Linked DNA regions of Homo sapiens: regions 1, 3, 4 and 5 are each linked to region 2. Evidence: read pairs that join two places in POLR2A ChIA-PET (ENCODE). Cell type or tissue: MCF 10A. All regions are shown on one strand. Each heading gives the region's core, and the rest is flanking DNA. Links, peaks and the distances in the headings are about the cores only. Region 1 has its middle 74 kb from the start of CFAP144. Region 2 has its middle 63 kb from the start of SLC2A1-DT. Region 3 overlaps SLC2A1-DT (SLC2A1 divergent transcript). Region 4 overlaps SLC2A1 (solute carrier family 2 member 1). Region 5 overlaps SLC2A1 (solute carrier family 2 member 1).

The links. Peaks named below come from ENCODE experiments on the same cell type or tissue, not always from the same donor. Only the 100,000 strongest peaks of a DNase experiment are listed, where the experiment ranks them.
Region 1: POLR2A ChIA-PET joins it to region 2 with 12 read pairs; 8 of 35 experiments call an interaction of 5 or more read pairs at or near these places.
Region 3: POLR2A ChIA-PET joins it to region 2 with 100 read pairs; 10 of 35 experiments call an interaction of 5 or more read pairs at or near these places.
Region 4: POLR2A ChIA-PET joins it to region 2 with 47 read pairs; 8 of 35 experiments call an interaction of 5 or more read pairs at or near these places.
Region 5: POLR2A ChIA-PET joins it to region 2 with 58 read pairs; 9 of 35 experiments call an interaction of 5 or more read pairs at or near these places.

The regions. Positions count from the first base shown.
Region 1 is chr1:43,070,581-43,077,280 of GRCh38, reverse strand. No RefSeq gene overlaps it. Among named protein-coding and RNA genes, the nearest start is that of CFAP144, 74 kb to the left of the region's middle. RefSeq lists a silencer at 3,345-3,394. In MCF 10A, for the core only: CTCF peaks have their summits at 2,633, 2,833 and 3,454 (motif pointing right); a DNase peak (open chromatin) is centred at 3,470.
Region 2 is chr1:43,018,877-43,025,576 of GRCh38, reverse strand. It overlaps the pseudogene LOC124904715. Among named protein-coding and RNA genes, the nearest start is that of SLC2A1-DT, 63 kb to the right of the region's middle. In MCF 10A, for the core only: no CTCF peak of the experiment used is centred there; DNase peaks (open chromatin) are centred at 3,496 and 3,856.
Region 3 is chr1:42,962,433-42,969,132 of GRCh38, reverse strand. All of the region lies in intron 1 of SLC2A1-DT (SLC2A1 divergent transcript), which reads right to left. Among named protein-coding and RNA genes, the nearest start is that of SLC2A1-DT, 6.7 kb to the right of the region's middle. RefSeq lists a silencer at 6,161-6,455. In MCF 10A, for the core only: no CTCF peak of the experiment used is centred there; a DNase peak (open chromatin) is centred at 1,852.
Region 4 is chr1:42,933,784-42,940,483 of GRCh38, reverse strand. All of the region lies in intron 2 of SLC2A1 (solute carrier family 2 member 1), which reads left to right. Among named protein-coding and RNA genes, the nearest start is that of SLC2A1, 22 kb to the left of the region's middle. RefSeq lists enhancers at 3,602-3,671, 5,046-5,838. In MCF 10A, for the core only: no CTCF peak of the experiment used is centred there; DNase peaks (open chromatin) are centred at 3,093 and 3,753.
Region 5 is chr1:42,940,834-42,945,288 of GRCh38, reverse strand. It overlaps SLC2A1 (solute carrier family 2 member 1), which reads left to right. Exons shown (of 10, transcript NM_006516.4): 2 at 1,968-2,063. Among named protein-coding and RNA genes, the nearest start is that of SLC2A1, 16 kb to the left of the region's middle. RefSeq lists enhancers at 83-212, 643-692, 1,940-2,448, 4,033-4,182, 3,974-4,455 and 1 more. In MCF 10A, for the core only: no CTCF peak of the experiment used is centred there; DNase peaks (open chromatin) are centred at 1,878 and 3,398.

The sequences.
Region 1 (6,700 bases), core at 1,436-5,435, 51 kb before region 2:
TCATGTCCTCTTATGATATGTGGCTGTCATATCCATGTGGAAAAGGGGATACTGCTAGTCCATGGGATGCAACATTAATGCAGTTACTTAAATTATTACCTACAAATGGTTATAATCAAGGACCTATCAATGACAAGGCTAGTAATTAGTAGCTTAATCCACAATTGTCTAACGCCTAGAACTTTTTGAGCTCTAACATGACGCCACAAGAGGAGAATTTCACACCTGACCTCACATGATGGGTTGCATATATTATTTTAAATACTGTGTAAAATTACCTTAATAAGCTACTTATTACTAAGTAGCTATAGTAATAGAACATTATCATAAAAATTCCAGTGCTGCTTCTTGGTTGGCAAAGAAAGGAGGAATAAAAAATAGATTTAAAAAAGAACATTATGATAGAAATAAGGAATACAAAGACTATAGGACGGGCTGGCTTCTTCTGAGCATGTTGGAGAAATAATATGGCAAAGTCAGAGCTTTAAATTCTCAGCTGGCTACATAGGTAGAAAGCCAGAAAATATGACCAACTTGAGGGAATCCCTTATTTTTTGTAGTGCAAAGTCTAGATTTATGAAAACCAGAATCTGTTCCTGTGGTTGACTAAATTACATATAAATTAAATTCACAGCCTTGCTTTTTAAATATAAAGTTATATTGTTGATAGAAAAAGACAGATTCTGAGAATTGTAATAGGGGCATTTCGGTAGATTTAAACCCCCTTGAGCCCCCAAATTATACTAGTTCTCTTTTGCCATGAAAACCAGCCCTTCCTCTCATCTGAAGGTGTTAGCTGCCCCTTTCCAGAAGATTCTATAGTTATCTTTCTAGAGGTAATCACCTTGAAGAGGCATACTGATTCTTTTCAAAATCCATATGCATGATCCATCATTCCTTCCAGGCACATAATAATACTCAAATCACAGTAGATCCAAAGAGAAAGAAGGACTACCGGACTACAAAGTGTGACTCAAGAATAGGAACCAAATGGATGACTGAATAAAGAAAATGTGGTATATATACACAATGGAATACTATGCAGCCATAAAAAGAATGAAATTGGCCAGGCACGGTGGCTCACACCTGTAATCCCAGCACTTTGGGAGGCCGAGGCGGGCGGATTACAAGATCAGGAGATCGAGACCATCCTGGCTAACATGGTGAAACCCCATCTCTACTAAAAATACAAAAAGTTAGCCTGGCGTTGTGGTGGGCACCTGTAGTCCCAGCTACTCCGGAGGCTGAGGCAGGAGAATGGCGTGAACCCGGGAGGCGGAGCTTGCAGTGAGCCGAGATCCCACCACTGCACTCCAGCCTGGGCGACAGAGCGAGACTCTGTCTCAAATTAAAAAAAAAAAAAAAAAGAATGAAATCATGTCTTTTACAGCAAAACGGATGGAACTAGAGGCCATTATCCTAAGTGAAACAACTCCGAAACAGTCAAATAACACATGTTCTCACTTACAAGTGGGAGCTAAATAATGTGTACACATGGGCATAGAGTGTGGAATGATAGACATTGGGTGGAGGAGTGGGAGGAGGGTGGGGGATGAGAAATTACTTAATGGGTACAATGTACACTATTCAGGTGATGGATACACTAAAAGCCCAGATTTTGCCTACTCAAAATATCCATGTAACAAAACTACACTTGTACAACCTTAAATTTATACAAATTAACAAAGAATAGGGGGCCAGGCGCAGTGGCTCATGCCTGTAATCCCAGCACTTCAGGAGGCCGAGGCGGGTGGATCACCTGAGGTCAGGAGTTCGAGACCAGCTTGGCCAACATGGCGAAACCCCATCTCTACTAAAAATACAAAATTAGCTGGTGGGTGCCTGTAATCCCAGCTACTCGGGAGGTTGAGGCAGGAGAATTGCTTGAACCCAGGAGATGGAGGTTGTAGTGAGCCAAGATCGCGCCACTGCACTCCAGCCCGGGTGACAGAGCAAGATTCTATCTCAAAAAAAAAAAAAAAAAAAAAAAAGAAGAATAGATATCAAAAACACCAAAAGAACTGCAAGGTTTTGCCAGTATACATTTTGCAAGGCTATACTAGTAAAAGCCTGGGAAATATTTAGGGAAGTGGATTACAAGAGTGTTATACCAGAGAGAGAGAAAAATGTAATTTTTGATTGCACTGAATTCATTGATACAGATATGTTAGCTCAAGAAACTGATAGTGGCTATAACAGCTTACTGGGCTGGCTAACTGAAACTTGGACTTAATGGTGGCCTATATTACATTAAGGAGAAAGGCCAAAACATCCTTGGTACACTATAGAACAAGATATCCAAAGACAGAGAGCTAGGAATGTCAGTCAGTAGGGACCTCTAGAAGCAGAATGCATTTACCTGGTGGAGTTAACAATACAACTTCACTTTCTTCACTCAAAGCTATATCAACTGTCCAGCCCTCTATCAAACTCTAGCCTGCTAGGACCTAATAATTTCCCCATTTCATAGGAGATCATGCTGGCCTACTACACGATAAAATCATATTGATTGGACTAGGTGAGTATTACTTGATACCCTAGACACGCTGGTAAGACACATATATACCAGATGGTATGGAACAAATCCCAAACAAAAACTAAGGAATCTACCACCTTAGTGAAATTTCTTGCTTCCAGAGCTCTCTAGCACATCAAAATATCGTTTATAAGGTGAACATGAAAATATCCCTTGTAAGATTAAGGATAGTTGTTGCATCTGGCATCTCCCATCACAAAGAAAGAAGCATCACATTAGATTTTGGAGGCAACATGGATCTCATTTGGGCATGCCACTATGGCCTATTTACTGAGTGAGCCATAAGGGCTGCCACAATGGGGCAGTGTGGGATTCTGGAAAGTTTCCTGGTTTCAGACAGGTGGATGGCGGGGTCGGGGGAATCTTGAGCCTATTTTCTCATAAGTAAAATGAAAATAAATACCTTCCTTGGAAGGCTATGGTACTGTAAAATGAGGTAACAGGTGAAAAAGCCCTTTAAAGTACACATCTTCAGGTGTTGGCTGTACCACTCTGCCATTTGATGCTATGCCAATGACAAATTTTTTCGGCCCAGAGTAAAAATTATTCCCTAAGAATTGCCAAAAATCCTATTTTTTCTATTGAGTTGTATCATAGATACAGAAGAGCATATGAAACATTAATGGAGAGTTTAAAGAATAATTATGATGTAACACCCTTCTAACTAGCACTTGAGTCAGAAATAGAATATTGTCAAAGTGGCCACTAACCCTGCACTAGGGCACCCAGATAAGGAGCAAGTAGGGGCTGAAATATACCAAGCTTCTACCCAGAACTGTTGGGTGAAATATGCACCCACCACCACCCCCCGTCCCGACTCTAAAAGGACAAGCTGGGGTATTCTGAGCTCCTTCCTCCCACTTTTACTGTGGAGCAAGCAGATTGCTAGCTCTCCTCCCTTCCAGGACATATCACATATAGAACACCAGGGGGCGGCAACTCCCCACAGATGTTGGTACCTGGGACGACAACGGCTAAACCAAGGATGAAGCAGCTTGACTTTCTACTCTTTTTTTTCTCTTTTCCTCTTTTCCATGTCCCTCTACTGCTCTGCAGGCCTGCATCACACATCACAATGGCACAGTGCAAAGATTCATGGCTTTAGTAACAAGGAGAGCTACGTTTGAATCCCAACTCTACCACTCACTACCTTTGACCTTGAGCAAGTGACACCATCTCTCCAAGCCATGGTTTCCTTATCCGGAAACATAGAATACAAAAACAGTACCTACCCCATAGGATTGTTGGAATGATTAAGTGAGATAATGTGGGTAAACAGCAAAACATTGTCCAAATATTAGTTGTTTTTAGACATCATAATTAATCTAGGCCGGGCATGGTGGCCCAAGCCTGTAATCCTAGCATTTTGGGAGCCCAATGTGGGCGGATCACCTGAGGTCAGGAGTTCAAGACCAGCTTGGCCTACATGGTGAAACCCTGTCTCTATGAAAAATACAAAAATTAGCCAGGCGTAATGGTACATGCTTGTAATCCCAGCTACCTGGGAGGCTGAGGCAGAAGAATTGCTGGAACCCAGGAGGCAGAGACTGCAGTGAGCTGAGATCATGTCACTGCACTCCAGCCTGGGTGACAGAGCGAGACTCCGTCTCAAAAAAAATAATAATTAATCTAATTTGATTATCACCAATCCTGGCAGGCAAGGTAGGTAAACACGCTTCCCAAGTTTCAGATAAAGAAATTGACCTGCGGAATCATGATGATAATGTGGTTTCATTTCCTTTTTGTTGTTGTTGGGTTTTATTTTGAGATGGAGTTTCGCTCTGTTGCCCAGGCTGAAGTGCCGTGGTGTGATCTCAGCTCACTGCAGCCTCCGCCTCCTGGGTTCAAGTGATTATTTTGCCTCAGACTCCCGAGTAGCTGGGACTACAGACACGTGCCACCATGCCCAGCTCATTTTTGTATTTTAGAGATGGGGTTTCATCGTGTTGGCCAGGCTGGTCTTGAACTCCTGACCTAAGGTGATCCACCCACCTCAGCCTCCCAGAATACTAAGATTACAGGTGTGAGCCACCGTGCCCGGCATGGTTTCATTTTCTAAGACTCTCCCTCAACACTTTTGTCATCATGACAGCTTGCCTTGAGAGACTCATTGATAACCCTTTGGAGATATCTGGGATTCTGAGGCCCAAATACGTTATGTGTGCTGAAGGCCACATAACCAATCAGTGGACAAGTCAGAAGCCAAAGAGCCAGCTCACTGTGCTCCCAGTCCAGGGATGCAGCCACTTCGCCACCACCTCATGAATTTTGCTTGACTGCTTACTGTAGAATCCCATCTGTAAGTCTTATCTTCCTGCCTAGACTGTGAGCTAAAAGAGAAAAAAAAATTCTCAAGGAATATTTATTCTTATGGAAAAGCATTTATGCTATGTTACTAAATGAAACAAGGGATTTACAAAACACCTTGTGCAACATGATCCCAGTATGTATTTACGTATACTTGCAGAGGAAAAAAGTAGAAAGTCATGACACACAATGGTAAAAACATTTATCTCTGTGTGGTAGAATTACAGGTGATTTTTGTGTTTTTCTCTTACATTTTTGCACATGTTTCTAGGTTTCTCCCATGCACATGTTTTACTTCTATGATCAGAACTAATATCCGTGTGTGTGTGTGTGTGTGTGTATTACACTATTTCAATTGTCCATTTAGAAAATTACTACATTAAGAGTCAGAGATCTTGGGCTGCCTTCCCCCAATAATTTATCGTGACTTTGCACAAGCTTCTTAACCCTCTGAGCCTCAGTTTCTCCACTGGAAATATGAGAATATCACCCCTGTCATCCCATCCCCAGAAGGCTCCGAACCTCCCCTGTCTGGCTGCCACAAATCGTTCCCCCTTCTCCTCAGCCAAGCTGCTGAGCAGTCACAGGACACCTGCCTCTGTTTCCACTTCCCCATCCCATTAATTAATCCCTCATCTAGCCGCAGCTTGGGTTTTGTTCCCTCTTCTGCAAAGCAGATTCTACAGAGGTGGCCTCTTCAATGCCAAAGCCCATGGCCTCTGTGCTGCCTTTTCCTCCACCTCTACCTCCTCACCTGGCTGTTTCCCCAGACGGGGCTGTCTTGACTGCTCCCTCCTTGAAGCACATTCTTCCCTCACCTTCTCTGACCACTGCTTACCTTGGTTTCCTTAGCCCCTGTGGCTGCTGCTTCTCCCAAGGGTCTGGCTCAAAAGGGGTTCCCTGGGTTGCAGGGCACCTTTCCTCTCTCTTAGGCTGGTGCATGACCTCACCCAAACCAGCAACTTCCAGCACCACGAGCAATGAGTGACCTGAGCTTCCCAAATCTCTCCCGGGCCCCACCCCACTACCCTCAGGCTGTCAGAAGCTGAGCCCCATCTCTCCCCAGTCTCCTCCCCATCCCACCAATCCTCCTCTGAAAATGGTTTTTCAGGTGCTGGTCACCCAGGAACAAACTCAAGGCCACTCAGTGGAGGGGGTTCTGCCCACCTTCCTGCAGCCCTGCTGAGGACTCCAGCCAGTTAACCCAGGGGACAGCGTCATGGACCTCAGCGTGGCATCTCATCCACATGATTCTCGTGGACTCCCCACTGGTGTCCCTGTCCTCTCTCTGTCCCTCTGGGCTAGCCTTAAATACAGGCCTCACCACCAGGAGCATCACAGCTATTACTGAGCACTGACCAGTGTCAGGCATTGAGGGCTTTGCCTGTATTCTCCTTTATTCCTCAAGACAAACATGGAAGGGAAATACTATCATTATCTCCATTTCTTTTTTTTTTTTTCTTAATAGAGACAAGGCCTCACTACATTGTCCAGGCTGGTCTCAAACTCCTGGACTCAAGCTATTGTCCTGTCTCGGCCTCCCAAAGTGCTGGGATTATAGATGCAAGCCACCATGCATGGCCTATTACCTCCATTCCAATGATGAGAAAAGTGAGGTATGGAGCGTTTAATCTGCTCAGGGATGTGTGGTTATACAGTTACCAAAGTCTTAGAGCTGGGATTGGAATACAAGATAATCTGATTCGACTGCAGATCATGTGCCCTAAACCACTCAGCTACATGGCAATTTTACCTCTTACCAGAATCACCTACAGGATAAAGTCCACATGCTTCCACCTGGTCTGCGGGGACCCTCATGTATAGCTCAGACACGCCATTTCAGTCCTAGGACCCAGT
Region 2 (6,700 bases), core at 1,183-5,182:
CCTCTAATCCCAGCACTTCAGGAGGCTGAGACAGGAGGATCGCTTGAGCCCATGAGTTCGGGAACTGCCTGAACAACAAAGTGAGACCCCGTCAAAAAATTAGAAAATTAACCAAGCGTAGTGTTGTGTGCCTGTGGCCCCAGCTGCTTGGGAGGCTGAGGTGGGAGGATCGCTGGAGCCCAGGAGATCGAGGCTGCAGTGAGCCATATTCACACCACTGCACTCCAGCTGAGACCCTGTCTCAAAAAAACAAGAAGACTGAGGAAGTCGTGGAGTTGGGGGCAAAGTTGCTGTAAACCAAAGGATGAGAAACAGACAGGCTGCTGGGCTAACTGGAGAAAGAAAATGGCTCAGGTGACCACACAAATCGATTCACTCATTCTCCCATTGGTCATCAGTCACCTCCCACAGCATCACCGTGGACCCTGCTGACAGCCAGAACCACTCCAGCTCTAAAACTCTAACTCCCACACCTCGCCAGCTGCCCACAGCCTCTCCTCTTCCCACTCACCAACTGCATGAATCCCTCCGCTTGTGCTCTCTGACGACACAGGCCCCTCCAGCCACTGGCCCTCTACTTTCTTCCAGCCCATCACCCTCTTCTTCCTCATGTCCTTCCTTATCACAGCTCAGCGTGGAGGTGCAGTGTCTCAGTAACGGTCTTTTCAATGCTATGAGTTCTCTTCCCTGTGTCTTCATCTCACTGGTCAAGCAAACTCCCCCCCTTCTGCATCCTCCCATGCCTGTCCCTGGCAAGCCAAATGCTGCTGAGACAGTCCCACCACAGCCAGAGGCTTCCCCATAGCTCCAGGACCCTCACTTCGAATGGGCCTTGGACACTGCTCAGTAATCAACCACTATCCATTGGCATCTTAAAAAACTTCACCACTCCTCAAACCTGTACCCCTCTGCCGTTATTCTTAGAGATGACACCACCTTCTACTTAACAGAGAAAGAAGATGCCACCCCTTGTCTTCTCCCATTGACACACACACACACACGCACACACACCTGCGTGCACACACATGCATGTGAACACATACACATGCAGACATTCAGAGACATGCACACACCCCTACATCTACCCTCTTCTCTTTTCCTCTGTTTCAACATGGAAGCTGTCGCTCTCATCTAAAGCCAACCCTCCACCTGGATTCTGGTGCCCTCCCTTTCCCTTTCCTCAGGAACCTATGTTTCTTATTATCCCTTCTTCTCTTGGATTTTCTGTCTCTACTTCTAGATAAGATCCTTTCAGCTAGCCTTTATACACAGTCAAATTACATTTTTTTTTTTTTTGAAATGGAGTCTTACTCTGTTGCCCAGGCTGGCGTGCAATGGTGCGATCTCAGCTCACTGCAACCTCCGCCTCCGGGGTTCAAGCAATTCTCCTGCCTCAGCCTCCCGGGTAGCTGGGATTACAGGTACCCACCACCATGCCTGGCTAATTTTTGCATTTTTAGTAGAGATGGGGTTTTGCCATATTGGCAAGGCTGGTCTTGAACTCCTAACCTCAGGTGATCTGCCCGCCTCAGCCTCCCAAAGTGCTGGCATTACAGGCATGGGCCACCGTGCCCAGCCCAAATCACCTTCTTAACCAAAAACAAATGCCACCTCTGTCGCCTTCTCATCTCCCTCAGCAACCACTCACTCTCTGTTTCTCATCTCCACTGCAGAGGCAGGGGCCGTCTGCACTGTCTCCATGTCCTTACCTCCCACTCGTCTTTTCTGACAGCTCTAGGGAGGCAAAAGTGATGTACAATGAACTGCACATACTGAAAGTGTACTATTTGATGAGTTTTGCCATATGTATACACCTGGGAAACCCTCACTATAATAAAGGTAATGAACATCTCCATCACTCACAAATGTCCTTGTTCCCATGTACAAGCTTCTTGCTCCATCACTCACTAAAAATACCCTTGATAAAGGTACCAGTGGTGTGCTTGCTTCAGTAGCACATACATTGAAATTGGAATGATACAGCTGCTCAAGGATGACACACAAATTTGTGATGTGTTCCATATTTTTAAAATGTCTTTATTTTAAAATGGTACCAGTGGGCTACCTCTCACCAAACCTGATGGGAAATGGTCATTGTCTCTCAGATGTCTCAGAAATATCCTAAATTCAATCTGTTCAAAACCAGACTGATAGGCTTATCCCCAAACCTACTTCTGCTCCAGTAGTACCACCAGGAATTGTTCCTGACACACTTAGGCAATGCTGCACAAAGCGCCTTCCACTTCACCTACACAGCTGCCTCCATCCCCTCCTCTCCATCTCCATCATCACCACCTTAGCCTCAAACTCCTTAATCACTCATCTGCAGCATAGCAGTGGTCTCCTAACAGCTAACTGTATTATGTTGGTGCACACACTTCACCTCCAAGCTGCAGCCAGAGGGATCTATTTGGAAGGCAAGTATGATCATGTAATCCTCACCCGCATTTATTATAAAATATGGACTAAGACTGAAATCCATAGCATGGCCTATAGGGCTTGTGAGGTCTGGCCTCTCCTCTCCTCTCCAGCCCTCCCTTACCCCATCCCCACCTTGCTCTCTGGGCTCTTACCACACTGGCCTCTTTTCAGTCCCTTTAACTAACTAGGATTCCCCATCACAGGGCTTGGCACATGTTGTTCCTCATCCTGAATGCTTTCCCATTCATGCTTCAGACCTTGGCTCAATTATCACTGCCTCAGAGAAGCCCTTCCTGACTTCACTAAGTGAGTTGAACGTCTTGTCCCATCTTCACTTAGCACTTAGCACCTCACCTTTGTAGTGGGTGCCACAGCTGTGATTTGATTATCTGTGTGCCTATCTGTTTCACTCACAATTCACTTCCTTTACTAAATTCCTAGGGAAGAGACAGGGTATGTCTTTCTTTGCTCACCATAGTAGCCTCAATGCCTGACCTAGTTGACCTAGTCCCTAGCATTAACAATAAATATGTGTGAAATGAATGAGCATACAGTGAGTACCTACTGTGTGCCACGCTCTTCTGCATATTCAGTTGCATTTACTCCTACCGCCAGCCTTTCCAGTTGGGTATTTTGTTCTTTATAAATGAGATGATCAAGGCTCAGGGAAGCTGAGAAACCTACGCATGGTCACACAGCTGGAAGTGACTGAGCCTGAGTCCTTGTCAGCTACCAGCTTCCTGGAAGGGGTGAGGGAGCATCTTCATATCCACTCCCATGCTCCATGGGTCTGTGCATAGGAGGTGCTTTACAGCATTACCTCAGTTCGCCCCCAGAATCGGCTTGTGATGTGGGTGCTCCAACCTTTTCCAAATGCAGTCATCTCATTGAATTACAGAAAGATTATGTGAGCAGCCTACAGTTACTCAGCAAAATTGCAGAGCTGGCCTTGTAATACAGAGTATCTGGGATGTTTTCACCGCACTGGGCACGATAGAACAGGCAGGTGAAATCAGCATGGAGGAATCGTTAACTCCCAAACAAAGGTCTGAGCTGGGTGCTGAACCTCCCCTCCGGTCACACTCACCACTCTGAGTCATCTGGGCTTTGGAAAATGCTCTTTCTTGGAGCTGCTCTGTTGGTGCATGACCCTGGCATTGGAGAGTGTCCAACCAAAGGGGAAGCAAGGGTGGGAGCCATGCTACATCCTGGTGCCAACTCAAGGAGGCTCATGTCAAGAAGGGAGGTGGCAGCGTGTCCCTGCAGCTGACCTTCCACCTCAGCTTAAAAATAAATTCTGGTTTTGGGGTGGCTTTTCCACCGAGTCTGTGTCAGCCATCATCTTCCCTCTGGGCACAGTGTGGAAGCACGGGGTGGGTGCGGCCCAGGAGGACGGTGCCAGGTGTCTGCAGGCCCTGGGCAGGATCAGCCAGTATCCAGCTGGACTAGAACCAAGAGCCCTTGGGCGCTGGAGCTGCTTGGGCCTGTGCCTCCCTGCCTGCCTTTCTTGTGAGATGGGAGAGGCTCATCAGCTGCGGTGGCTTATGGTAATAGTGGGGTTCCTAGGAAGACTTCTCTAGGCTGGCCAAGTGAAGACCACCATCTGACTGGTGGGATGGGCAGTCTGCCCACCTGCCTCCCTGTGGTGGATCCATTGGAGACCCCATGCTTTCCTCTGCAGGCCCACGGCTCATGCCTTCCTTCTAGGTATAACTGAATAGAGCAGTGTTTCTCAAATTATCTACAATCGATCTCAGACCCATCTTTTCAGGTCACACCCCTTGCATGTTGTGGCAATTCCAAATTACTATAAAACATTTCTAATTTTTTACTCAGGATTTTGGTACTTAGCTCACTGTGGTCTAGGAACAAGGAGTTAGCTGATTTGCATGGTCCACGGACCACACTTTGAGGACCACTGGAATCGAGGACCAATTGTCGGCTAAGATCTTGGGGGCGTGAGTGAGGGGACCCAGAAATGAGAAAGACCCTGTCTGTTGCCCTGGAGGAGCACAGGCTCTAGAGAAAGAGACCTGAATTCAATCCTGCCTTTTCACCTGCTAATAATGTTTGGCAGGTACTTCCTTTTGTTGTGCCTCAGTTTCTTTATCTGGAAAACAAGGATACCTATTATAGAAAGTAGCTATTGTTTCTTTCTTCTCATTGTCTGGACAAAGATATATAGCATCTGATTTTCCTTTACATTTGGGTAGATTGACCCCTTCCCATGGCTTCAGGGATGGGGATATAACCTAAGTGTGGCCAGTTAGCAAATCTGATCTCCCTGGTTTATGATTGGTCCAGAATTGTGCACACACCCAAGCTGATGCACTGAAGGTCTGTCATGGACCCCTCGCTGGATGTGTTGAAGAAAAGATGCTGTTTTTCTGCTGGGGTTGCTAAGTACAAGGATCATCTTTCTGAAAACAAAGTCAGTACAGAAGAAAGCCAAGCCAAAAGATGGAGAAAAAGGCTCCTTGAAACAGTGTTTGAGTGCCTGGTTCCAGACAAGCCTAAAGCTACACTGATTCATGGAACTTTCAATTAGGTGCTATACATCTTTTTAATTTTTTCCTAAGTTGGTTTGAGTTTAATTTTGTTACCCACAACCAAAGAATTTTTTTTTGTTTTTGTTTTTGTTGTTTTTTGAGATGGAGTCTTGCTTTGTCACCTAGGCTGGAGTGCAGTGGTATGATCTCGGCTCACTGCAACCTCCACCTCCCAGGTTCAAGAGATTCTCCTGCCTCAGCCCCCTGAGCAGCTGGGATTACAGGCACCCGCCACCACGCCCAGCTAATTTTTGTATTTTTAGTAGAGATTGGGCTTCATCATGTTGGCCAGGCTGGCCTTGAACTCCTGACCTCAAGTGATCTGCCCACTTTGGGCTCCCGAAGTGCTGGGATTACAGGCATGAGCCACTGTGCCCGGCCAAGAAATTTTAAAATACCAATCATGAGATGAAGTAATATATGAAAAGGGCTCACCACAGTGTCTGACACAGATTAAACACCCAATAAATGGAAACTATCATCATTATTCTCATCATCCAGTATCCATTGAGGTGTATTATATGCTGTGTACTGGGGATATGAAGATAAATCAGATATAATCTGTCCTTAAGAAGTTTCCAGTCTATGGGGAGGTATGAATCAAAGAGACCCAATTCTTGTAACAAACAGGGAAAAAGTCCATCAGGGTCAACAGAGCTGGACTAACCAAGGGTCATGTGGCTGCAGGAAGAGAAAGACACTGACGGGCTGGCGCAATGGCTCACACCTGTAATTCCAGCACTTTGGGAGGCCGAGGCAGGTGGATCACTTGAGCTCAGGAGTTTGAGACAAGCCTGGCCAACATGGTGAAACCCCGTCTCTACTAAAAATACAAAAATTAGCCGGGCGTGGTGGCACGTGCCTGTAGTCCCAGCTACGTGGGAAGCTGAGGCAGGAGAATTGCTTGAACCCAGGACACAGAGGTTGCAGTGAGCTGAGATTGTGCCACTGTACTCCAGCCTGGGCAACAGAGTGAGACTCCATCTCAATAAATAAATAATAAAATAAATAAAAATTGACTTTATTATAATTTTTAAGGAAGCTAAAGGCAAGAGAAATCCAACTGACTAATGCTCAGAAAAGATTTCCTGGTCTCTTCAGCACATAATGTTCCCTGCTAGTTTCACCCTTTTGATGCTTCCTAAATAAGACATGTCCTAGAGATGTTCATTCCTGCTGAGATGCACCATGCTCTTGGTATTCTGTCTTTCCCCTGCTCATTCACCCCACCCCTGCACCACACCCAATCATTTGCCAAATCCTGTTCATTCAAACCCTGCAATGGTCTTTCACAAGGCCGTCCCCTCCTGTCCATCTTCCCACTCCCCCGGCCCTGCTGCGCACACAGCCTCTACCCAGGATCCACTATATCCCATCTCACCTCCTCTTCCCACAGCACATTCCGGAGCTGGTGAGAGCTTCTCATTGCCTAAGAAATAAACAGCAAACCTCTAGTGGGACTGCAGGGCTTCCATGAACACTTCTCACTTTCCTTTCTAAAACAGGTGCTATTGGTACCCTGCCCATGCCCCTTAGCCCATCTGGAAAGTCACCTACGGATTTTGTGAAGGATTCTTGTACACACTGGTGGTTTCACGCCTCAAGCATTCACAGTCCTCTGCCCCAGGGCTTTCTTTGGTGGCTGGAGGTGGCTCACCCACCTGGGCAGGGTTGAATAGCCAGAGAGTTGATGTCCTGGGGAGCAACCCTCAACCACTGGAATTCTGGAC
Region 3 (6,700 bases), core at 1,649-5,648, 57 kb after region 2:
TTTTGGTGACAGCTGGTTTAAATGCATTGATACTTGCAACCAAAATATCCTAACAATCATTACTTTAAGGAAATAGGGAAGATAGGACTCTCAGCCACAAGACCAGGCCTCCGGGAACCAGTTAAAAGAAACACGCAGGACAGACTACTGCCTGAGCAGGAACCAGTTAAAAGAAACACGCAGGACAGACTACTGCCTGAGCAGTCTCTGTAAGTAAAGACTACACCAGCCACTTTACAATACCAGGTGTACAGGCTGGAATGTAAGCTCCATGAGGGGAGGGCTCTATAGCCAAACAGTCAAAGCCCTCCTTGATGTGGCTTCTGCCTCCCAGCCTCAGCCCCAAATGTTGGGTTGGGCACTGGCCAGGTTGTAATGTGCCATTCTAAAGCCTCCCCAGCTGTCACACCTATAAATCTAAGCCAGGGTTCCAGCCCACCAGGAAGATGGTATAACAAGTTCTAGAAGTGGCATTGGGCTTTCCAAGTACCTTCATCCCCACTGTCTCCTGTGATCATCCCATCAGGGTCCACCAGCCCAACTTTAGGGACATGGGAATGAGGGAGGCAAAGGGGTTAAGCAACCTGCCTGAGGGGTAGGTGAATAGAACTGGGACTTAAATTCAAGTCTGAGCCAACCGCGCTACTGGGAGAAGGATTGAATAACACTTGATCTTTATTATCGTAGTTTTAAAGATGAGGAAACTTTAAATGAGATACCTAGAGTAGTCAAATTCACAGAGAAAGTAGAACGGAGGTTGCCAGGGATTAGGGGTAACAGGGAATGGGGAATTATTATTTAGTGGGTTCAGATGGATGATGGCAATGGTTGCACAACAGTGTGAATGCACTTAATGACACTGAACTGTAATCTTAAAATAGGTAAAATGGTAAAATTTATGTCATGTAGTTTAATTTTAAGTGAGGAAACTGAGGTCTAACAGGATAAAGGTGTAGAGCAGATTTTTTTTTTTCTGGGATGGAGTCTTGCTCTGTCACCCAGGCTGGAGTGCAGTGGCACGATCTCGGCTCACTGCAACCTCTGCCTCCCGGGTTCAAGCAATTCTCCTGCCTCAGCCTCCCGAGTAGCTGGGATTACAGGCGCCTGCCACTGCGCCTGGCTAATTTTTGTATTTTTAGTAGAGATGGGGTTTCACCATGTTGGCCAGGCTGGTCTCCAACTCCTGACCTTGTGATCCACCCGCCTTGGCCTCCCAAAGTGCTGGGATTACAGGCATGAGCCACCACGCCCGGCCTTAGACTAGATTTTATACAAAGTCTGGGGACAAACCAGGTTCAATTATTAGCTCGGCCACTTGCTGACCTACTCAACCCTGGGCAAATCACTCTGAAACTGTGCTTCAGTTTCCTCCTTTGAGAAACAGGATAAAAAACAGTAAATCTAGAATTCGTTATGAGAATTAAATGAGATATTAATAACTCCATACCAATCACTTACCTGGCACATAGTAAATTAGCAACACATACAACATTATTATGACAAGGTTTCTCAACCCAGAGCAAGAACAGCCTTTCAGACGCTTGAAGAGTCTTGGCGCTTATCTGTTGCAACCCCTTTGTTACAAAGCTGAAGAGACTGAGGGACAATGACTTGCCCGAAGTCACCCAGCCAACTTGTAACAGAGCCCAGAGTTGAACCAAACCACTCTTCTCTGAGTCCAGAGATCCCCAGCTCCAGCCAGCTCACACTGCTTTCCCTTTTTAAAGAAATGAACTGCGGTGGATTTGAGGCATGAATTTCAAGCCTCAATGTGGAAAGCAGGGGCTCCTGTGGCTCTCAACCGATTCTCTCTCCCTCTTGCAAAGCATGAGTCAGCTCCAGTATAATGTGTGAGTCAGCCAGCTCCTCCGTGATGAATGTGCATATGACTGCCAGGTGGCATCCAGGTGGGAGCTGGGCGGGGCAAGCGGGCACAGCTAGACACCGGCTGCTCTGTCTGGGCATAAGCTGTGTGCTTTCTTTCAGATCCAAATTGCTGCATGGTGGTATCTATAAGTCAGGAGGCCCAGGTTTTACACCTTCAATTTGCTTCCAAATTCCTTCTTCACTGTGATCTCAAGCAAGTGGCTTAATTTCTCTGTGCCTCAGTTTTCACAACTGTGGATACATGAATAATTCTAGTCTTGCCTGCAGCATAAGGTGTGGGGAGGACCCAAGGAATGACATGTGGGAAGGAGTTTTGCAGAGTTACAAAGTTATATCAAAGCCAGGTACAGTGGTGCTGGCCTGTTGTCCCAGCTACTTGGGAGGCTGAGGCAGGAGGATTGCTTGAGCTCAGGAGTTTGAGGCCAGCCTGGGCAACATAGCAAGACCCTACCTCTAAAAAGAAAAAAAAAAAAAGAAAGAAAAAGTTATATCGGCATGAAAGGCATTGTTTTTCCACTTCTCTGGAGAAATATGATTCTAAGAATAAAACAAAACTGTGCCAGGCTATTTGTTTTTCCCATCAGTCCTTGGGCTTCTCAGGATCCTTCTGGTCTCCTTGCTGTTCCCCCAGCCTCAGGGTGCCAGGTTACTTCCTCAGACTCAACACTTGTGGAGGGCTTACTGTGCACCAGGCCCAGGGCCAAGCCATTGAATCCTCCCCAGAGATCTCCAAGGTCAACATCATTCTGGGTCTTAAAAAAAAAAAAGAGGGCCGGGCGCGGTGGCTCACACCTGTAATCCCAGCACTTTGGGAGACCGAGGCGGGTGGATCACTTGAGGTCAGGAGTTCAAGACCAGCCTGGCCAAACATGGTAAAACCCTGTCTCTACTAAAAATACAAAAAAATTAGGTGGACGTGGTGGTGGGCGCCTGTAATCACAGCTACTCAGGAGGCTGAGGCAGGAGAATCGCTTGAACCCGGGAGACAGAGGTTTTAGTGAGCCGAGATTGTGCCAGTGCACTCCAGCCTGGGCAAAAAGAGTGAGACTCCGTCTCAAAAAAAAAAAAAAGATTATTATGGGCCTTATTTTACAGAGAGAAAACTGAGGCTCACTGGTAATAAGGAACTCGCCAATCACAAGGTGGAGCTGGGCCATGAAGCCAGACTTTTGGAACGTTCCAGAGTTCTGCCCACCCCACGGGGAAGAAAAGCTCCTCGGGGAGGCATCATCAGGTCCTCTTCTTCCAACCTCACAGACCTCCAGAAAACAATACGTGGAAATTGAGAGGGGAAGACCCCTGCAACCCTGAAGAAAATCAGGCTTTGAGAATGTAAAAAAATGGAAATAATAATAGTTACCACGTTTCAAGTATTTACTGTAGGATAGTCACCTGATACACGTTTCCTTACTTCATATTCACAATAATTCTTAGAGGTGAGTACTGCTATTATCCCCATCTTACAGTTGGGGAAACTGAGATTCAGGTGAGGTAACATGCCCAAAGACACATAGCTAGCAGGTCTGTTTCCAAAACCTGTGGTCCACCCACCAAATACCACTGTCAGCCTCCTCCTTCATTCATTCTTTGATTAATTCATTTATTAAACATTTATAGCTTCTTTCTTGTGCCAAATAACTTGCTGGACAGAGGCAAGACAGGAATACCTGAGCCCCAGCCCTAGAGGAGGTCATTATCTCAGAGGAAGATAAGGCTCAAATAATTGTAATCTAAGCGATAAGAGCCAGGCAAAGCAAACTGCTTGTACTGTTGCTGGATCAGAGCAGGCAGTGCCAGTTGGAGTTTTTGTTGTTTTTATTGCTTTCTTTAAAGGCAGAGAATCTGGCAGCATTTGATTTAAAACAAGTTTCTCTAGAGTCAAGTCATCCATTTATTATTATTTTTTATTTTTATTAAAAAAAAATTTTTTTTGAGACGGAGTCTTGCTCTGTTGCCCAGGCTGGAGTACAGTGGTGCAATCTCAACTCACTGCAACCTCCGTCTCCTGGGTTCAATAGGTTGTTCTGCCTCAGCCTCCCAAGTAGCTGGGATTACAGGTGCACACCACCACGCCTGGCTAATTTTTGTATTTTTAGGAAAGATGGGGTTTCATCATGTTGGTCAGGCTGGTCTCGAATGCCTGACCTCATGATCCCCCTGCCTTGGCCTCCCAAAGTGCTGGGATTACAGGTGTGAGCCACTGCGCCTGGCCTATTTATTTATTTTTAGAGATGGGGTCTCACCATGTTGCCCAGGCTGGACTTGAACTTTTGAGCTCAAGCAATCCTCCTGCCTCAGCCTCTTTAGTAGCTGGGACTATAGGCACGCACCACCACACCTGACTCCATTTATTTTTTCAATCCAGGTGCTGGAACTCACACTACCTGTGTGATTTTGGGCAAATTACTTCCCTGAGCCTCAGTTTTCTCCTTTAGAAAACAGAGAGAAAAAGGCCAGGCGCAGTGGCTCACGCCTATAATCCCAGCACTTTGGAAGGCCAAGGCGGGCGGATCACGAGGTCAAGAGATCGAGACCACCCTGGCCAACATCATGAAACCCCGTTTCTACTAAAAATACAAAAATTAGCTGGGCGTGGTGGTGCGCACCTGTAATCCCAGCTACTTGGGAGGCTGGGGCAGAAGAATCTATTGAACCCGGAAGTCGGAGGTTACAGCGAGCCGAGATTGCGCCACTGCACTCCAGCCTGGCAACAGTGAGACTCCATCTCAAAAAAAGAAAAAAAAAAGAAAATAGAGAAATACTTATTTCATAGAGTTGCTGTTGGAATTAAATTAACTGAAATGTTGTATTCCTTCATTCAACAAAAATGTAGGAGACCCAGTGTGAGGCAGGTGCTGTTTTTGGTGCTGGGGACACTGGAAGAAGCAGATGGAGACACTCCCTTGGAATTACAGAAATATTTTAAGTAAAAAAAAAAAAAAAAAAAAATTCAATTTGGTTAATTGAAGCAAAATATGCATTCAGAAGAGTACGAAAATCAGAAATGTACACACCTCAATGCATTTTCACAAACTAAACACACCCGCAACCAGCACCCTGATGAGGAAACAACATTACCAACACGGTCAGAAACAGGGTGTCACAAGAAAGGCACTCACCTCCCCTGTAAAATTTAAGCAGGGGTGGAGGGGGGTAGAGGGGGGCGGCGGACTCTGTCATCAGGATAAATAATATTTTTAATGCAGTATTTTTGAAAAACCAGAATTAATGCAAAAAATCCATGATGACAAAATATCAAAATTTTAAATAAAAACAGGATTAGTAACATGCTGTGCTGAGTCATATTAAAGCTCGAGGCAAAAGGAAAAAACATCAGTACTGCTGATCTGGTCTCCACCTGCCTCACCCTGATTACCAGCACCCGCCCCCAGAGTCGCGACCCTCCCTTCCAAGGGTAACTACTGTTACCCCGGAGATAAGTTTTGCCTGTTTTTAAACTTTATACACATGACATCACACTCTTTCGCACAGCTGCTATCACTCAATATGTCTGTGAGATTCAGCCACATTATTGCGTGCCATGGAAAGATGTTTGAACAAAGCAGTGATGTGGTCAGCTGTGCATTTTAAAGAGACCAGTGTGGTGGCAGGGAGGAGGATGAATGAATAGTGGTCCTAGCCTATGCTGGAGGAGGGACTGTCTGCATGGAGAGGGCAGGCAGAGTCCACGGGATGGGCAGGCAAAGTCCACGGGATTGACTGGATATGGGGAATGAGGGAGACAGAGAGGGGTCAGGGAAGATACCAGATCTCTGGCTAGGGCAATTTGGTGGCTAGAGGAGCCATTTCTAGGGTGGGGACAGGAAGGGATGGGCAAAGATAATGAGTTCAGGTTTGAGCATGGTGAGTGTGAGGGACCTGTGGGACATCCAGAGGGACATCCTGGAGGCAGCTGGACAGAAAAGCCTGGTAGTCAGGAGAGAAGGGAGGGGAGTATGTGCCTTCAATTCCCCCAGCATCAGCGAGCAGGTGGTAGCCCTGATAAGTGCATTTGCAGAGGGTCGGAGGGCATACAGAAGATAAAGAAGGGATGCCGAAAAGCTTTCTGAAAGCAGGTGGTTCAAGCAGATGTGCAAATCAGAATGAAAACATTAAACACACAAAACTGTCCTGCCTGGCCCATCAGACCTTCCTGGAATCCATCACTGTGTTTACCTGCAATCCAGGAGGATTTGAATTGCAAAACACCCTTTGGATTAGGGGGGCTTCCGTCCCAGCCCCTGCTATCCCCTCTTGTACCAATTGTAGCTGACTCAGCAAAACCTTTCCTCCTGGCTGCCAGGGACGCTTGCCTTTAAAGGCAACAGAGTCTTTTCCCAGCCCGCCTTACTCACTCCTAACTCTGGAGCTGCTAGGACCCGCCCTGCACGGCCCTGCCACCACCACCATCACCACCACCACCCCTCCCCCACCCACTTGCGTGCTCTGAGGCACACACTAGGCTCCAGCATCCGCCTGGCACCTGACACCTCCCTGCTAGCCAGTCCCAGAGAGCTCTTTTCCTCCAGACTAGCTGGGGCTGGAACTGCTTAGAATCGGACCCAGAAGAGGCCGAGTTCCGTCCAGGACTAAAGGCAGCCTCCAGGGAATAAAGCTGTCAGTGTGGGCGCAGACTAGGGAAGGGGCACTAGGTCGTTCAAGCTGAATGCTGGGGTTCCACAGCCTCCTCACACCCCCTTTAGTGCCTCAGGTAGAGTAGGCTTGTGGGGACACTGAGGTTTCCTCAGGTCCTTTCCCTGCTCAATAACTCTCCATGGCTCGCCACTACCCACTGCATAAAGCCCTAACTCCT
Region 4 (6,700 bases), core at 668-4,667, 85 kb after region 2:
GTAAGCCATCGAAGGGCCAGGGTATTTGTCTGGTTTGTCCACGGCCGTGTCCTTAGTGCCTAGAACGGTGCCTGTCATAGTAATAGACACTGGTGGATAGTGAGTGGAGGAAGGCCATCGGGTACCCCAGGGGTTGAACTGGGCAAGCCTCTCCACATTGCTGAATGCAGAAGAGGCGATGGTGGCCTTGTGGCCACTCGGGCTGACTGGGTGGCACAGCGTGGATAGAAGCCTCACTACGATTGGGTGAAGAGTGAGAGGCAGATGAGAAAGGGTGGAGACGGCTCTTCCAAAAGAGTTGGTGGGAGAGGGAGAAAAGAGGAGGTTTGGAATGATGGTATGGCTAGGAATTTATTTATTTATTTTAATGAAGGTTATTTTTAAACATGTTGGAAGGAATCAGCAGGAGAGGGTGAAGATAAGGAAGTGAGGGCGGAGGTCTTCCAGGAGGGAGGGTGGTGTCGGAGCAGAAGGGAGGGGCTGCCTTTGGCCAGGAGGGACTGAGATACCTTTTTTTTTTTTTTTTTTTTTGAGACGGAGTCTTGCTCTGCTGCCCAGGCCAGAGTACAGTGGCATGATCTTGGCTCACTGCAACCTCCGCTTCCTGGGTTCAAGTGGTTCTCGTGCCTCAGCTTTCCAAGTAGCTGGGCTACTGGTACAGGTGTGTACCACCACGCCCAGCTAATTTTTGTGTTTTTAGTAGAGATGGGGTTTCACCAGGTTGGTGAGGCTGGTCTCAAACTCCTGACCTCAGGCGATCCACCTGCCTTGGCCTCCCAAAGTGCTGGGATTACAGGTATGAGCCACCATGCCCAGCCAGGGACTGAGAGACTTCTGAAGATGTAGACAAATCTGAGATGAACTTCTGTGATCCCCGGGGCCTCCCATCTAATCAGAAATAGGCAAGAGGTTATAACTGTCATGGAATATGGGCAGAACCTCTGACCAGGGCATCACGGGGCTGGTCAGCAGCACAGAGGGCCCAGATGAGCCTGTAAACTGCATTCATAGGACCATGTATGGTCACCTGTCCAAAGGTCACTTCAGGAACCAGCCCCAGCAGACCGAAGCTGGAGATGTGAGTGGCCAGAACTGAGAACGCTGAAATCTAGCGGTGTTTCTTGGGCAAGCACCCAGACACTTGGTCTGTTGACTTTTGTACTTTACAAACACTTCTCACAAGGCTGGCTGTAGTTTTTCCAACCAGGAGCCAGATTAGAAGTGATACATGTAACATGTGAAGAGAGGACAGAAGGACCCAAGAAGAAGAAATGAAAGTGAGGCTCAGAGCCCATGTGTAGTAACAGGGCAGAGAGACTCCTGTGCCCGCGTAGGCTGAAGGCCTGCCCTAGGGCGACACAGAGATTCCATCTGGCCAACCCTTTCATTCAGCCAGGACTTCCTGAGCATCCACGCTGTGCCAGATGCGGTCCTAGACAGTAAGGAGAGAGAAGTATAGCTGTGAACACAGCAGGCACATGCTGGCCCTCAGGGAGCTGCCTGAGACACAGTCTGAGCCAGGCCCTGTCTCCACAGCAGTGGGAGAGACCCCTTGGAGAAAGCCAGAGTGTCACTAACAGAGGGCTTCAAGGTGCTGTGAGAGCAAACGGGGCAACTAATGCTGGGGCTGGGGTGACAGGGGAGATTAAAAAAAGGGCTTCACGAAGGACTTGGCAGCCATGCTCGACCTTGAAGGGTTAGTTGACCTCATAGGGCAGGAGGGGCAGGTGTCTGGGCAGTGAGAGGGGCTTCTGCAGAGGTGCAGGGGTGTGAAATGTTCTGCTGATGCGGAATTGCTAACTGCCTGCAGTGGGCACACTGACTTCCCTTGTCTGTTTAGAAGAACCTCTCTTAGGAAACAGCATTGGGTTGGCCACAGTTTGCCTACTCTTGAGAAGAGACTTTGCCCCACAAGTGGTGAGGATGCCAGAAGCTTGTTCTCTTCCATAAAACAGGCCCCAAAGGGCTTCCTCCTGGAAGTGGTTAATTAATCATACTACCTTATATGTTTACAAAGCACCACCCCATAAATTACCACCTCACAGCAACTCTACAAGGCAGGCGGGGCTGACATCTTCCCCTCTTCTAAATGAGGGAACTGAAGCCAGATGAGGTATCTGGAGAGTGAGAGGCTGAGCTAGAGGTGGGCTCCAGGCCTTGTGCCTCCCCAGCTCTGCACACTGCCCCTGCCCTGCTGTGAGTGTGACAGGACATTCCTGCCATGCATCCCCTCCTGGAGGAGGAGGACAGAGCAGAAGAGGTGAGCCCAGCCACAGAGGGAGCAGCTAAATGAACCAGGGAATCCTGACCATCATACTGGGCTCATCCGAGCACTGCCTTTCCCCTCCCCAAATGACTGAGCTGCCAGTAGAGATGACTGACGGCCACTGAGAAACCATGAAGTCCTGGCCCAAGGGACAGTGTCAGGCATGTCTGAGAATAAGGCATCCTCAGAATCCAGAGTTTGGGCCAGAAAGGCCTCAGTTGTTTGACAAACAACACTCCTTGTTTGACAAAGGAGGAACCTGGTCTGCAGAGGAGGTGAGGTCTGCCCAGGATGACCCAGCTTGGTGAGTGAAAGAGCTGGAGGCAACACCCGCCTCCCAACCCAAGCCCTGTGTCCCGTCAGGCTGAACTGGGCTTCGTGCTCTAGGCAGCCTCTCCTTCTCTCTCCTATATCCAAAGAGTTCTAGTCCTCTCTCCCCTTCACCCGTCACCACTACCATAAACCCTTACTGCTTACTTATAGCTTGCCCAGGCATTGTTATACATACTCTAGAAATAGTAATTCAGTTGTTCTTCAAAATAACCCCATTAGGCAGACACCATAATTTTCCCTGCTCTATAAGAAACTGGGGCACAGGAATGTTAAGCAATTAAAGCAAGGACACACAGCTAGTAAGTGGCAAGGCTGCAATGTAACTCCGGGGAGTCTGGCCCTAGTCTGTGCCCTTGACCATTGTGGAAGATGGACACAGTCCCAGATGGGCACCTAAACACCCTTTCACTCACCTACAACTGCCACCTAGCTGGCAGTGTGTGGTCTCACTTTGGAGCTGAGTCAAGCTCAGTCATGTACCAACATCTCAGGTTTCCCACACACAGTTGCACAATCTCTTACACCATCACACCCTGTCATATCACATCACCCCTCAAGCCCTTCAGTTAGATTCATGGCTTGTTGGTCATTTAGTGTCAACTCTGCACCTCCACCACCGTGCTGGGCACCAGCAACATGGATGCATCAGACAGACCATCTCCGTGCTGAGGTTTACTGTACAGGGAGCACACGGTACCTTACAGTTAGTCTTCTAAAGGCGATGATGGAAATGCGAGCAAGCACAGTGGGAGCAGGGAAGGAAGAGGGAGAGGGTGCTTCGCCCTTAGAGCAGGGTTTCTCAGCTTGGCACTGTGATGTTTCTGCTGGTGTTGTAGAGGCCTGTCCCATGCATTGGAGGATGTTTATCAGCATCCTTGGCTTCTGCCCTCTAGATACCAGTAGCCAGTGTGGCAACCAAAAATGTCTCTGGGCATTGGCAGATGTCCTATGGGGTACCAAAGCCGTCTCTGTTTGAGAACCAGTTGCAGTGGAGTGGGAGGGGTGGTTCTCGGGAGGAAGGCTTTCCAGAGGAGTATCTGTGCATGTTCTGAAAGGTGATTAGGCCCAAGCAAAGGTGTGAGGTGTCTAGGTCGTATGAGGGAGTCACTGCGTGTGCCTTGTGAGTCATAGTTGGGGTAGAGGAGACACTTTATTGCAAGAGCTGAGAAGGGCTTCGGGTGTGGCCACGGCAGTGGGATGATTCCTCTGTCTACCGGGAGGCCTGGCCTGGCCTGGCCTTGGTTTGGAGGCTAGCCATGTCAGGGCTGTTCCAGGGAAGCAGCCTGGGTGGTCCAGCCCTCTGCAGGGGGGTTGGGGCCCAGCTCTAGCCCCAACCTGGGCCTCTTCCCCCAGGCCCCAAAGTGAGGCCCCAGGGGACCCAGTGGGCAGGGTTATCTGTCCAGCCCCACCTGGAACATCTGGCTCCAATCTCCCAGCTCACCCTGGGGTGTGGCTGAGAGTTGCTGTGGAGATGAAGGCCCTGGGCTGAGAGCTTGTGGGAAGGGCAGTGTGGGGCCAGCCCCAACTGGAAGACAGGGGCAGGCAAGGAACAGGGGTGAAGGCCAGGCTGAGAGGCTAAGCCGGAGAAGCTGGCCCTTTCCTCCTTGTAACTGGCGCTGAAAGCTTGGCTGGCAGTTTAGCCCCTTCTTCCCCACAATAGCATCCCGTAGAGCACAGGGAGAGTTGAGACCGAGCCTAAACCTGGCCCAGGGATCCCTGCTGGGGATGACCTAACTGACCTAGTCCTCCTGGGGTAAAGGAATGTCTAGAGGGAAGGATGGTGAGACCAGCCAGAGGTTCCAAAACGCATACCCCTCCTGGCAGTGGTCTAGAATCCTAGATCAAGGGTTGGCAGGAGGGCCACATCCAGCCAGCAGCCTGTTTTTGTGCAACCCATGAGCTAACAATGGTTTTTACATTTTTACAAGGTTGAGAAAAAAAGAACAATGAGTGACAGAGGCCATATGTGGCTCACAGACCCTACCTAATGGATTCTAGCTAGCCTTTTACATAAAATGTTTACCCCAGTCCGGCTCTGGAGCACTTTGACTTGCATGCTCCCTACTTACAGGGAACTCACCACCTGTAAGGTGGGCAGCCTCATACCCTGAAGTCTATAAAGCTCTTCCTTCCCCTGAGCTGGAGTCTGGCCCTGGCACCTCTGCCCTCTGGGGCTACAGAGTGCTGGGTTCCTCTGCCAGGAGCAGCCGAGCAGGGTCTGGAGACTAGCTTTATTCCCTGAGGCAGGCCCGTAGTTCCTTCAGGTTCCTCCTTACTCTTACATTCTTAGGGTAATGATTTCTGGCAATTTCAAAATGGAAAACCTTGTCCCTAAGGCTCCTCCGAAAGTGGTGACTTCTTTTCTTGAGAGAGCAACAGTGACAGCAGTAACAGCTTACCCATGTGCCAGGCAGTGTTCGCCGCCTCATGCCCCTCTACAAAGGGGAAGTGAGAAGTTCCTTGGCAGATGGGCAGACATGTAGTCTCACCCACAGTTGCCTCGACTGGCGGGAGGTGGTGTGGGGATTCCCAGGTGTCCTTAGGCTTGGGCAGGCCTCCCCCTCACCCCAGGAGAGCCACCGGGTGAGGAATAGCTTCGCGTACCAGAAGCCATCCGGTTCAAAGGATCTCAGCTGCCCAGAGTCAACCTGCTTCTCCAGGGTGGTCTCCATGGTGGGTGTCCTCTAGGCTCAGTGAGGCACCTGGACAGAGATCTGTAGTAGCCCCTCAGCTCTAGGCTGGCCGACACCATGGCAGTCCCCCCAGGAACTAACCAGAACCGCTCCTCCCTCCTCAACACGCTTGCCGCCACCCAGACTCCACAGCTGGGTGAAGAGACTGGGCTGGGAAGGGAGCAGAGAAGCGGGTGGATGGCCGAGCCTGGCACATTTGGTGTGCAGGACTCCGACTGCATTCTGAGGGGTGGTTCACTGTGGGAAATGGGGTCTGACTTTGGTGGATAGGAAGAGTCGGGAGCAGAATCCAGATGAGACCCAGGGCAGGCTGCCTGGGTAGAGAAGTAGGACAGACTCGGAGGCAGAATCGAGAGGACCTGGTGATGGATGGATGTGGGGTGGTGGCAGCATCAAGTGTTTAAATCCTAAGCTTGGGACGGGCATGTGAGGTGGGAGCGTTCAGAACAGGCACGTGCCAGGTCTCACCTCACACATGACCCAGGGTTGCGGAGGCTGCTGGGAGCCGGCGGGATTGGGCCTGTGGGATCCTGTCAGGGCATAATAAGTAGACTCTTCTTTCCTGAGGTGCACCCAGACACTTCTAGGGAGGATGTGACCCCAGAGCTTTTCCCCATGTAGGGTTCTTCTCATTCTCCAGCATCCCCCTGCCTTTCCTGGGCCAAGAGTCAGCGTGGAACCCCATACGAATCCCCAGGGAGGAGAGGGCACAGAGCACCGGAACCAGCAGTAGGAATTGGAAAACCAGGCGTGGCTTCTTCCCAGAAATCTCAGGCATCAAGAGGCAGAAACCCACTCCCCAGCCTCAGCTTGGCCAGGAAGTGCTGCTGTGGGCTGGAGAGGATGGGTCTAGGCCAAGGTGAACATGCAGAGAGCTGGCTGCTCACCCTTCCTCCACCCCATAAAGTGGTCTGAGTAACAGAGCAGCTAGGCAGCGTCCAGGAGCCAGCCCTGGACAAGGTTGGGTCCCTTTGACTGTGTGACCACAGGCAGGAGACGTAACTCAGGGTGGAGCTCTGGTCACACCTCACTTACACACAGCCCTCTTGTCAGTTGCCCCAACATCTCAAGAGATCTTCAAGCTTATTTAGGTAGTTTCAAGCCTTACTTAGCACCTATTTACTCTTTCTTTGTATACAATTCAAACAAATTCCATTTGCTGACTTCTTGGCAAATTTCAAAAGAGGTGTGGAGAGTTGTACAAGACAAGCCTCTGAACCACAGAGGGTTGGGGGAATACCTTAGAACTATGGAATGCAGAAATTTAGCCATCAGGAGCCAGTCTGCACAGGGACAAACACCTCTCCTTGCCCCTGGAGAGAGCCCCAAGGGCAGACACCATTGCCCTGCAGCCCTGCTTGTAGGTCTGGTTGCTCAGGAGAGCAAAGTGAAATCTCTTCACATTTTC
Region 5 (4,455 bases), core at 1-4,000, 79 kb after region 2:
TGTATTCCATTATATCACTATGCCACGTTTTCTTAAATGATAGATTGATGTCACTGCATTGCTTGTTTTTTAATCTATTCTAATGTGTTCCAGAAAAATACAGTATATACTTTGCATCCCATGAGCAAATGCAGGTAATACCGCAGGCAGAAAGCCCAGCACGTGGCGGGCCTAGCAGTCGCTGTTTAGTGAGCCCTCCTGGTGATGCTTAGTGCCTTGCCACAGCCTCTGAATTAGTGTCCACCCTATGAATTAGGCTTGACCTGGTGTGTCGCTGGGGTCCCCCAGAAATTTGTCAGCTGCTCACTACCCACTCGGAACAACAGCTCTGGGCCTGAAGGCTCCCCAGAGAATTGAGAGAAGGGAGATTCTGGGGGCAGTGCCAGGACATACGGGGGGTGGGGGCTGTCTTTCTAGTTGGGCAATGCAGAGGATTTAGAGGGAATGGAGTCCCTGTGGTATGAGGGAAGCCCCAGCATGTGGAATAAATGTCCAGAGGCAGGCTAAGGGGTCAGGTAGACAGACTAATGGGAAGGAAGGATGCAGCGCACACACAGAGGGGGCTCTGAGCTGCACACTCCTCCTGGGCCGAAGCCTTCTTCCTCTTTCGCAGCCTCTGATGTGAGAGCCTTGGCTTTTGCAGTCGTTGCCCTGACTGACGCTTTCAGAGAATGAAAAGACCATACTGGGAATATGCCTGGTAACAGCTATGCCCAGGGCTATCTGTGATGATCTTGAAGTAAAGGCTGCTTCTGGGTTCTGTGGAAACCAAGGCCCAGAGACCCACAGCCAGGCCATGGCCAGCTCCACCCACTTCCAGGGCCCAGCTTGGTATAGTGTGCGTAGTGAATGCCAGTCGTTTCTTTGGCATGCCTCCCGCAGCCCTGTTCTCCCACAATCAGTTAAAGGCCTGCCTAATGTCACATTTCCTGACTTCCTCATTTTTATAGCTGAAAAGAGCACTTTTCTTCAGCAGGGCTGACACCCTGCTGGCCTCTCAGTCACCTGTGGCTAAGCAGGGCTCTTCACCTGCTGGCCTCTGCCCTTCCTGCTGCCTTAGGTCCTCGGCTTCCAATGGACAGAAGCAAACTGCTCTTTTTCTCTCCCATCCCTTTGCCCATTGGAAACACCTTAGCCCCACACTCTTACTCACCTTGTGCACTTTTCCAAAGTGCATTCCCGCCTAGCATGTCGTCTATGTCCATATAACCTTGGGAGGCTTATGGTTTGGGGATTATTGCCGTGAGGAGCACTGGGTAAGGAGTCCGGAGCCCTGAGCTCTGCTGCAGGCTCCTGAGTGATCTGGAACTTGCCTCACCCTCTCAGGGCTCAGTTTCCTGCCCTGTGAACAGCAGGAAGGGTAGGGCAAGGTGGGATCACATCTCCAATGTGACAAACGAAGCTGTTGCCATTTTGCTGACAAGCAAATGGAGGATAGGGGAGAGGTGGTACATGGGGGACTTAGCCTGCTGGAATTCACAGAGCAAACAGGCAGATGGGCTGGAATCAGAAGCCAGCGGCTTCAGCTCCAAATCCAGGGTGCTTCTCCTATCTATATCTGTGCTATTCCTACCAAGTAATTTGGGCCCCCTCGCATAGGAGGGCTGGTTCCTGGGCCTCCCAGTCAGAGAGTCTAGAACCACCAGACCCTAGGCATGGCTCCACCAGGGAAATGAGACCCCCAAGAATCCAAAGCCTCTCCCTCTCTGAGACCTGGCTACAGAGAGAGAAGATCATACTTCCCCTCTCTCCCCAGGAAATGGCCCGGCCAGCCCAGTATCTTGAAGTCAGCTAGGCTGGTTTGGGCACCTAAGGTCAGGAATTGGCCAAGTTTCCTGGGAGAAAGACTGGTGTGGTGCCAAGAGTCAGGCAAGATATCTGAACACAGAAACTTGCCAGTCCAGGCCCTGCCCTGTAGTAACCTGCTCCCAGACACGCCTATAACAGTGTGGTTTGTTTCTCCGCAGAAGCTGACGGGTCGCCTCATGCTGGCCGTGGGAGGAGCAGTGCTTGGCTCCCTGCAGTTTGGCTACAACACTGGAGTCATCAATGCCCCCCAGAAGGTGAGTACTGTGCCATCGTTGGCTTATGGACACCAGCCTGCTCTGTTGCACATCACACATGCCCACAGTCTCACGCCACCACCTGAATTAGAGTCATTTATATGAACGCACTGTACTGTCTGCCTCTCCAGCCAGTTTTCTGGCCCTGATCATGTCAGAGACTCTTCTCTTGCTTTGGAATCAGGGTGGCAGAATTCTAGAATCTCAGGTCCCACAGAATCCTGGGGTCTTGTATAGGCCCTCTTGACCAACCCCCCACCCAACTCAGTCATTTAATAATATGTTTGATGATATAATAAACTCAAAGCAAAGCTCAATACAATAATGCTGCATTTCCGTGGCATTCTGGGGCTGCAGAGGGTTTTCATGGGCTTGTCTCACTTGATGCTCACTGCAGCACTGTCAGGAGGCAGCAGGCACCACTCCCAGCCTGCAGGTGTGGGAAACGGCCAGAGAGAGGAAACCCGCCCAATATCACCCAGCTAAGTCAGAGACAGAGCTGGTATCCAACACCTGCCTGCCAGGTGGTCCTTGAGCCTGCACTCATACCCATCCACAGGCAGCACACTTCCTTTATTTGTAGGTTGAAACCGCGTCCTCTCCCTGAAGGCCCTGTGGCAGTCAAAGCAGAAATGGCGTCTTGCCCTAGGGAGCCACAGGGGGTGAAGGTCTGTGCTGGCTTCCTCCTCCCTGCCGTGCATCCTAGATCTGTCCTCACTTGTTTACTTGAATGTCAGGATGGGAAGGGACCTAGACCATCTCCTCCAGCCCAGCCTACTTGCATTAAGGAGGAGAGAAGAGGAAAAGGGGGTAGGGGGTAGGAGGCAGGGACAGGAAAGGAAACTGAGCCCTTCCTCTGTACCAGGCATTTTGCTTGTGTTTATGAGATTGGGTGGTGATTTCCATTTTGTAGACCCGGAAACTGAGGCCCAGGCAGATGAAATGGCCGACAGGCCCAAGGTCACAAAGCTATTGAATGCTGGAGTCAGAAGCCAAGCTCTGTTGTTTCCATGGCCTCAGGTTGTCTTCCTAACCAGCTGCCTTGCCCGTTTAAAAATCTGTACCTTCCCAGAGAGGACCAAATGAGAGTGGGCAGTCCTCACGTCAGGACCACATTTCTTGTCCAGACGGATGGGGCTAGAAAGTGAGTGCAGTGACTCCCAAAGATCAGGGTCCTGTTTGGGGGAACCAGGTAGTGTCTAGAGTTAGCTGGGCTTCTTCCAAATAGGCAGACAGTGGCTATGGGGCCACGCCCGATGCTGAGGAGCAAGTCACCAGGAAGGCTTGGCCTGCTGAGTCATGCTCAGCTGCAGGGGAGGTGACAGGACTTTTCCAAGTTTGCTGGGCATGGAGACCGTGGGCCCATGCTTGGACCAGCCCCAAGCCCTGCATTTGCTAAGTGCTCTTGACAGCTCTTGCCAAAGTGTGTGCTTCAGAACTGGCTCCCTTTGGGAATCCTTACAGATGGAAAGTCTGTAAGACAGGCTGGGAGGAAACAGAGGGAGGTTGAGCTCTCCACTTGGTTGCACATTGGGGTTTCCAGAACGCCCCCAGATTCTGATTTAATTGGTCTGGGATGCTGTTTGGGCATTCAATTAAAAGCTTCCCAACCAATTCGAATGTGCAGCCAAGGTTGACAGCTACTGGATTTAATGATGTCTTGACTGTGATCTCATAGTGAGTTAATGACAGAACTAGGACTCTAAGGCCAGGACAGAGGAGGTGTTTTCCAGAAACAGAACAGGGTTGGGGTGAGCAGGGGGCCTTCAAAGCAAAATGCCCAGAAGACAGAAAGCCTGGCATTCAGTAAAGCGTGAGTAGTTTAGTGTGTCACTAGAGTGAACAGGAGGAGGGGAAAGGTTGGGGAGGTCAACAAGGTAAGGTAGGCAAGAGCCAGACCACAAAGGGCCTTGTGAGTATGGCACGGCACAGTCAGAAGGGGCGGATGGGCACCAGCACGGGGGCCCAGCTAGGGAGCATGGACTTCAGGATGAGGACAATAGGGACCCACTGCCCAGGGCAGACGTGATCAGACTTGCATTGTAGGGAAATGACTCAGGCGTCTGGTATGGAGGGGCGGACTTAAGAATGTGAGACTAGAGACGGGAAACCATCAAGAAAGTTGCCGTTGGACTAGTGACATAAAAGCAAACCCTCAGAGGAAGAATGGACAGGATTTGGTCATCAATTCCGTGCGAGGGCAACAGAGAAGGGTTTAAAAATGGTTTCTAGGTTTCTGGCATGGGTGATGTGTGGTTTGAAGAAGGAGCAGGTGTGCCAGGAGCTGAGAGGTGGCCGTGGGATGTGCAGGAATGGAGGCGTGGGGTGACACAGCTGGAGATGTGCAGGAGGCACCTGTATGTATGGGTCTGTTTCTTAGACCCAGGCTGGA